2 separate regions of the Mus musculus genome follow, and region 2 is linked to region 1. The links are chromatin loops, found by intact Hi-C in ENCODE. Cell type or tissue: gastrocnemius. All regions are shown on one strand. Links, peaks and the distances in the headings refer to the core of each region. The heading gives the core; the rest is flanking DNA.

Region 1 (4,396 bases), core at 159-4,158:
CAAAGCAACAGTCCGTCTAGCAGCACTCAGCAAGCATCTGTGACACAGAAGGGACAAGATGGGTCCATGCTTTTCATCTCTTCTGAAGTGTTAGCTTAAGCACATTTCCAACTGTCCTGAGTTGGGGACTCCAAGGCCTTCTTTAGACGCTCACTCAGTTCTCCACCAAATACCAAGTGGATCCCAATCCTGTTCTGTTGCCCACTTACTTCCTTCAACCCTCTCAAGTGTTCCCCTCAAACCTTTCACTCAGGAATCACAATCCTTAACCAAACACCATGACAGAGCTCGTACAACCAGCGAAAGACACAGAGCAATGGCATCCAACTCCACAGTTAGAGAGAGGGATGATAGGAGGGAGAGGGGGAGGGGCAGGGGAGAGAGGTAGGAGGAGAGGAGAATGGGGAGGGAGAGGAGGAAAACAAGAAAGGAAAGGGGAGAGTGGGAGAAGGGCAGGGAGGGAGAGAAGGAGAACAACAGAATGGTTTAGACATTCTATCACCCATTACCACCCGAGAAGGAAGCAGGGATGTTTCCAGTGCTATGTTAAGAACTGAGAGAATACAATTCAGGCCAAGTCTGGTAGCTCCCAATAAAAGCAATCCAAAGACAAGGGTTAAAGTTGCTCGCCCCTCTTGTATTCAAGTTTGACCACATGACTATGGAAGCAAAAGACACATTAACTGTATTAAGATTTATAAATATAAAAAACATAAGATATGGAAGTTTTAATATCCTTGCAATTTTGAGTTCAAATAAATGAAAAAAACCTCAGGTCATACTCTTCATCTGCTAGTGATTAACTTCCAAGGTGCACCGATGCCCTTTCCCCTCCTTGAGACAGGGTCTCATGTGGCCCAGGCTGGCCTGAGTCTCCTGCTTCCCAAACATCAGAATCAAAGGTGTGTACCAAAAATCCAGTTTATTTATGCTTAAGAATTAAGCCCACTCAACCATCTGTGGAAACAGGGAGAGAAGGAGGGCATTTATTTTATAGCATGAAAATCACGGATTTCTCAAAAAATCCAGTGAAAATGAATTCACCACTTAGGACAATGGAGCACACACCATCAACAGATTCTACTTATGGTAGAGATGGATCTATAAACATCCAAATCAACTTCGCCAATCTAGGTGGTGGTGCCTTCTAGAATTTACCTCTTGCTCTATTTTCTGCCCCTCCCCTACTCTCATTTGGCCTACTCCTTTGTCTACTAAGCATCACAGGGTCTATCAAACGTACTTCATAAAATGGAAATCCATAGCCCTTATCTCGTCCCTACATGCACCCTGCATCAATGACTAGAGCTTGCCCTGTAGAAACTAGGGTCCATTTGACATTTCAAACCTGGCAGAGTCAATGCCTACCAAAGAATGTAACAATTCTCATGTGTTACTGAGACTACCACCCCAATCCTCTAATTCATTTCATCAAGCAACAAGTGCATGTGGTACCTAGCTTGGGAATGCACCAGAAGATCTCTAGTGGTCTGCTTCTAAAACAAAGGGCAGATAAGCACTTTAAAACTGATGCCTCTTTTCAACAGTCCTATAAAAGTCTCATTCAATCAAACAGAAACATTTAATGGAGTGAATGGTTGTTAGGACTCTAATGAAAGGTATAAACTTTTCCCAAATACCTTATCAGGCCACCACTGTAAGTCTTCTCCCAGAGACACTGGACTCTGAACAGGCGTGTTCTTCTTATCCGGGTTTGACTCTCCCTCTTTGCTGGTAGAGCCCCTTTCATTATCAAATGAGGCTCCATCAAGCCACCGCCGCTCCCGTAAACGTAGAACAGACTCCCGTTCCCGCAGAAGCTCTGAGTCTCTCTCTAAGGGAAGAAGGAGAACTGGTATGCAATCGGGTCACACCAGTGGGATAAAAGTAAGCCACTCTAGTCCACACCCTGCAGGACGCAGCTAACAGCACTTTACGCAAAATGCACAGTCAGTATCTAAATGATTTGGTGGGCAGTTTTTAATGGATTTAATGATTCTGGAATTATATTATTCATATAAAATTACTATTTCATATTTCATATATTCATTAAAAATACTTAGTATAAGATTCTTTGATTTATAAATTTTAAAAGTTCATAAATTAGAATTTCAAAACATTAAATACATGTAAGCAAATTGGGCTGGCTAATTTTTATGTCAATTTGGCACAGGCTAGAGTCATCTGGAAAGAGAAAATGACCCCATAGAGAACAGTGATTGCCATGAAAGGGCCCAGCCCATTGTGGGTGGTGCCACACCAGGTAGGTGTGGTCCTGGGTACTATAAGAAAGAAGGCTGAAGGAGTCCTGGGAAACAGAAGCACGCTCCATGCCCTCTGCATCAGCCCACACCCCCCTCCAGGTTCCTGCCCTGCCTGAGTTCTGGCCTGACTTCTCTCAGATACTATAATATGGAAGTATACCCTGAAATAAGTCCTCTCCAACTTAAACTGCTTTTGGTCTTAGTGTTCTACATCAACAATAGAAATCCTAACTAAGGCACAAACCAAGAGTATTGGTTATAAATCCTTAAGGTTTGTTTTTTAAATAAACAGAAAAACTTAAATAGGTTGAACTATAAATATATTAGTATATATACAAAAAAACTTGATAACTCCAGTCCTTGTTAAAAATAAATTTACAGAATGGATTTTATGAATAAATTGTATAAAATGTTTTGAGAAACGGACTTTTTTTAAGGGTGAAGGGAACTTTCTAGAAGTCTTCTTACACTTTCCTAAAAAGTGACCTCAAATTATCTAAAGCCACAGCCACATTTATAGTTGTTTACTTTTTAAAATAGTCAAAATAATCAGGCATGGTATTGCACACCTTTCTCTCCTGCACCTGGGAGGCAGAAGCTGAATCTCTGATTTCAATGACAGCCAGGGCTATACAAAGAAACCCTGTCTCAGAAAAAATAAACGATAGATAGATAGATAGATAGATAGATAGATAGATAGATAGATAGATAGATAGATAGATAGATGTAAAATATTAATAAGGTAAAGATAAACTTTCCAGGATTAAGAGAACAGATTAGAAATAATCCATAGCTAAAGCACACAACACCGATGCACATGAGGCTAGACCTGAGGCTAGACCTGTAGCTCAAAGTAAAGCACTCGTCCAGCACATGGGAGGTTTGGCTTCCATCCCCCAACACCACTAAAACATCAAAAAAACTGCCAAATTGCCAAGATCAAAGCAGTTAAGTGCTATTTCACATGATTCAAATTACAAGCATCTACACAGAATAACCTAAGAAACAGGTATTTAGGGGGCTGGAGAGGTGGCTCAGCGGTTAAGAGCACTGACTGCTCTTCCAGAGGTCCTGGGTTCAATTCCCAGCCACCACGTGGTGGCTCACAACCATCTCTAATGGGATCCGATGCCCTCTTTCTGGTGTGTCTGAAGACAGTGACAGTGTACTCACATACATAAAGTAAATAAATAAATATTAAAAAAAAAAGAAGAAAAAACAGGTATTTAGGAGCTGCTAATGTTAGAAAATAAATATTTGAAAATTCAATAACTGACAGTTTTAAAGCAATTTTAAGTATGCATTTACCTTTAAAAGTTTAAGCTGCAACATGTTCACATGTTAAAAGGTCCACAGATATGTTATTTTAAAAAATCAACTTCTAAGTACCAAATATATGTAAGCAAGTCCAGCCTCAGCACAACACGGCATCTTTTCTAGCTTATAATAACTGCTAACTATAGCTTATTTTGTCTATTATTTAGATAAAGCAGTTTTGAGCTCTGGAAAGTAGATAGATAGATAGATAGAGAGAGAGAGAGAGAGAGAGAGAGAGAGAGAGAAAGAGAGAGGTAGGCAGGCAGGCAGGCAGGCAGGCAGGCAGGCAAGCTCACTAGGAATAATAATGTAAGCTAAAGCTTACATAAACCCATCAGAGGTTGGCTTAAGTGGCTCAAAATCTGCACTATATACCTTTTAAAGATCTCAGACTTGTATAAATAGCATATTAACAACCTAACAGATCTGTCCATTTAATACTGATCGGCCCCTTTCTCCTAAGTTTTCTTTTTCTTTTTTTCTTTTTTGGTTTTTCAAGACAGGGTTTCTCTGTATAGCCCTGGCTGTCCTGGAACTCACTTTGTAGACCAGGCTGTCCTCGAACTCAGAAATCCGCCTGCCTCTGTCTCCAGAGTGCAGGAATTAAAGGTGTGTGCCACCACGCCCAGCTCTCTCCTAAGTTTTCATACTCCACTATCTACGCACTACTTAAAATGAACATGATTAGATTGTTTTAATCAAATTAAGAAGTATATTTTTCTGAATGCTGCATGTTGCTGAAACTAGCATTCTACTTTTAGTTCAATATCTATCTCATAGGTAAAAGCATACTTCCTAAATCACCGCCTTTGCTA
Region 2 (4,396 bases), core at 70-4,069, 220 kb after region 1:
TAACTTAAAAATAATAACTATAATAATATACATTTAGTATAAGATACTTTTTATTGTATTATATTCCTAAATACATAAATACAACCGTCTTAGTCTGTATAATGTTATACCTCTATACCCAACTTTTTCAGGGCTGACCATTTGGTATTGGATAATCAATTATTGTGCTCTTTCCAAGGGAAGACATCCCCCCTGCTCTCAGCTTTCCTTAGCTACCGACTGTAGCTCTCTATCTAATGTTAAGGCTCCACCCGCCATGGGTATTGGAGTCATTCCTGTCAGGCCATGGTTAGGCAGTCATGCTGGTGAGACAATGCGTGTAGTTCCTAACATTTCTAGGAGACAAAACCTTACCACATTCTCCCTGTTCCTGTCTGTTACTGTCTTCCCACACCCTCTTCCACCATGATCCCTGCGTGCTGGGCACAGGAGTTACCTAGTAGATGTATCAGTTGGAACTGGGCTCTTCAACTCTGTTTCAATTGCTTGTAGTCTTTTGTAACTGATGGTTTTTGTCTGTTGCAAACAAAAGTCCTTAAGGAGCAGGGATGACAACACCTGTCTGTGGACATGAGGGCAAATATTTAGAATGCAGTTAGGAGTTCAGTAAAGTGACAGTTGTAGATTCTCCTTCAAGATCCCTGGCTTCACTAGCCCTGGGTTGGCTAGGTGAATGGGTCTGAAGTCCCGTTAGACAGCTCCTGTTTCCTATCAAGGTGTGTGTTCCCCCGCTGTACCTGAAGGGTTATTGTGCCATGGTGGATATTGTTTTTAGTTCATGGGTGTCGTAGCTGAGTAGGACTGTGGGTTGCTTTCTCCTTTGAAACACCTAATCTGATAAAACTGAACCTCAGGACTCTGAAGTGGTTTACATCTTTCACAGGAGAAACTGAGGTCCCAGGAATGACATAGTTTCCTGGAGCAGAGTAGCTTTCCAGAAGCCAGTCAAGACCCGAGTGTGCTTTTATCAGAGGCAACAGGACACCTGGCCCAGCTGAGGCAGCGTCACATGTTTAGGTGCTGTATTCTTCGGCCCCAAAGTCTTAAAATTAAAAAAAAAAAAAAAGCATCTGTATTCTCTCTTCATTTCAACTATGTATTTCTTTTTGAAAAATTGCCTTCCATTAAATTTTTGACTAAAAGTATATGTGCTTGGCCAGCCATGGGGGGCATGCACATCTAATTCCAGCACTCGGGAGATAATCAAAGTTATGCTAGGCTGTTTGAAACTCACTCTCTCTCTCTCTCTCTTTCTCTCTCTCCTCTCTCTGTCTCTTTGTTTCTCCTAAAGTGTTCAGAAAAGTTAAAATTTATTTAAATTCCACAAACCATAGCCAATTTATTACCACTAACAAGAATAAGTAACTGTGATCAAGCCATATGTTGAACTTCATTCTCTTTATTAAGCAGGGACAGGTGCTAAGGCACCTCCCAGCACTGGGGAGGTAGAAGTAGGCAGATCTCTGAGTTCAAGGTCAGCCTGGTCTATAGAGCAAGAATTCCAGGACAACCAGAGCTGCAAAGAGAAACCCTGTTTCAACATCCCCCACCCCAAAGAATATATTACTACTATACGATAATACAGATTATGTATATAGTAGAGTGTGATATTTCAGACTGTGCATATAATATATACTTATGAAATCAAGGCAGTTAGATGCACTCTGAACTATAATCACTCCACTGTGTTGTAGAGATAAAATATATTTTAAACAAAATAGATACTAAAATGAAGTCTTAAGTATGACAGACTGAAAATACAAGCAAATAATAAAGGAAGCCCGAGTGCCTTTGTTTTGGGGTGTCAGTATGTTTGTGTTGTGAAAATCATACAGATACTGGATTTGCTTGACTCTCATACTTTTATTGCACATGGGGAAGCCAACGTTTTGGATTTAAGTGTGAAGTGAACGCCCAAACTAATGTCATTGTTAGATGAACAACAAAACTAATGTTGCACAGATGGGCAATGCCCCTCAGAAGGGCTCTGTGTACCGCTTTCTGACCGCTTTAGTCATTAGAGGAAAGGGCTGCTTAACAACAGGTTAATGATGGACAAACAAGCTCACTAAGGACGCGATTCTGAGGCTACAAAACAGTCTGAATCCACAGGAGACAAAACCAAGAAACTCTTCAAAACAAGGAGTCCCTCATTTCAAGAGACAGCTCCCCAGGGAGAGAACTGCCACAAGGTGTCCCCACACACAGAGCTTTCACGTGTCACAAATGGATGATGACTGGTGACTTGGTATGTACTAAGGAAGGTGTGGAATGTTTGGTAAGCACCTTTTTACTGACACAGTCCCAAAGAGTATAAAACAAGGACATCTTTGACATACAGGGGCACAGGTGTCAAGGGGACTAGACCCTTTCCCTAAAGTCCCAATTAGGGTCTGCAACTCAGTGGAGGTGTGTGTCCTTACAACGCAGTAGGCAAGAAATAACAGCTGGGGGGACAAATAAGAGCAGGAAAAGAGATGAGTCCCTCCAATTGGATTTCTAAACTGAGGTGCAAGCGAGTCATGGTTTTTCAGTGGAATGTGATGCCTGATGGCGCACACCTATAGTCCCCAGGCCACGAGAGACTGAGCCAGAAGTATTGCTGCCAGTGTGAGTGTGACCAATGCACATGCATGAAAATATTGCAGTGAGCTAAATATGTTATCTCAGCCTATGATCCCAGGACTTGGAAGGTGGAGAGCACGAAGGGAGGAGGAGGAGGAGGAGGAGGAGGAGGAGGGGAGAGAGTTCATAATAAAGTCCATACTTTTGTGATTAGTAAATGCTAATAAGAACCCGGGCCGTGGAGATGGCTCAGTTGGGGACCTGCATTCTGATCACCAGCACCCACATAAAACACAAGGCACACTTACAGTCCAGCGGAGGGGAGCAGAGACAGGAGGAACCATTGAGCTTGCTGACCAGCCAGTCTAGCCAAGACAGTGAGTTCTAGGATCAGTGACAGGCTCTGTCCCAACAAATAGAGTGGAGAATAACATAAGACACCTGACATTGATTTCTGGCCTTCAAAGGGTCACACATGCATGAGCAACTACACATATACACACATGTGCACGTGCACACACACACACACACAAGCCCGTACACACACACACAAGCCCGTACACACACACACAAGCCCGTACACACACACACAGATGCATACATACAGACATGCCTATACATATACACAATTACAATAAAGAATTTTAAAAAGAAACCAAAAGAATGAATCATAGGGTCTCAGCATGACATTGGGGCTCAGAAAATAACACCCCAACATTTAATAGCTGACATGCTAAGTGAAAGGAAAATCAAGGCTTGGGGAGCTGAGAGTCAAGTGATCCCCAGTCTTCCCGAGTTCTCACCTTCCCCCACATAGCAGGAGGCTCCCTCTGAGATCCCCATCCAAGGCTTAGGCAGACTCTTCAAAGAAATGCCTTGGTCTTAGACTCATTCCCTGGTGTCCTGTTAATGAGGGGAAATTAATCACAAAGAGACTGAGACCAAACTGACTTTTCCCTTCTATTCTGGAGCAGCCCCAGGGATGTTCTAAGAGGCTTTGTGACCAGCTTTGTCCCCACACAGCCCATCCTCTCTGTCCTATAACTTGTCACAGCCTTCACAGAGCACAGAGGAGCCATATCCCAGATACTGCCAGACCCCAGACCCAGTCATTCCCTATCAGTCACAGACAAAGCCCTCTAAATTGAGTACAGCCCCATTTCACTCCCCTCTGAGGAGAAGGGGCCAAAGAAGTTTCTGGATGTCCCTGGGTATCAGATAATCCCCTTTACTACTTCTTTTTTTTAAAAATTTAAAATTTATTCATTTTACTTATATGAGTACACTGTAGCTGTCTTCAGACACACCAGAAGAGAGCATCAGATCCCATTACAGATGGTTGTGAGCCACCATGTGGTTGCTGGGAATTGAACTCAGGACCTCTGGAAGAGCAGTCAGTGCTCTCCAGACCCCTTCTACTACTTCTTGCACAAAATAAACACAAATGTTTTTGTTCCTGATAATCTAGTGCCATTTTGTTTCCGAACCTGAGATCTGATTGTCCCTAGCTTCTGGGAGTTGGCTACCTGGTTTTGTAGGAATGCCTAGAAAAGGATCCACTGTCAGCTATGTGCCAGGAGCGCTGGTGCCCACCAGAGTCAGGGTACAGTGTCTGCCCCGCTTGCTTCTCCCACAGGGATCCTCAGAATTGCCACAGGCTGCTCTCTGGGATAATTGTTTTTCTTTTCACTTACCTCACCTCTCTCACGAAAGGCTTTATTGTCAGCACAGCTGTGAGCATTAGGATGAGGACAATTTAGGACATGTTTAGCTGCTGTAATAAAAACCCCTGTCTTTGGATTAACAGCAGCAAGTTCAAGAGGAACATTTG

What was found. A loop is a pair of places that touch in the nucleus more often than their neighbours do. Peaks named below come from ENCODE experiments on the same cell type or tissue, not always from the same donor. Only the 100,000 strongest peaks of a DNase experiment are listed, where the experiment ranks them.
Region 2: it touches region 1 in a loop (3-fold over the local background); 9 of 42 quality-filtered maps call a loop at or near these places.

Annotation. Positions count from the first base shown.
Region 1 is chr15:38,036,176-38,040,571 of GRCm38, forward strand. It overlaps Ubr5 (ubiquitin protein ligase E3 component n-recognin 5), which reads right to left. Exons shown (of 59, transcript NM_001112721.2): 9 at 1,641-1,834. Among named protein-coding and RNA genes, the nearest start is that of Gm22353, 20 kb to the right of the region's middle. In gastrocnemius, for the core only: no CTCF peak of the experiment used is centred there; a DNase peak (open chromatin) is centred at 2,337.
Region 2 is chr15:38,254,718-38,259,113 of GRCm38, forward strand. No RefSeq gene overlaps it. Among named protein-coding and RNA genes, the nearest start is that of Odf1, 38 kb to the left of the region's middle. In gastrocnemius, for the core only: a CTCF peak has its summit at 2,193 (motif pointing right); no DNase peak of the experiment used is centred there.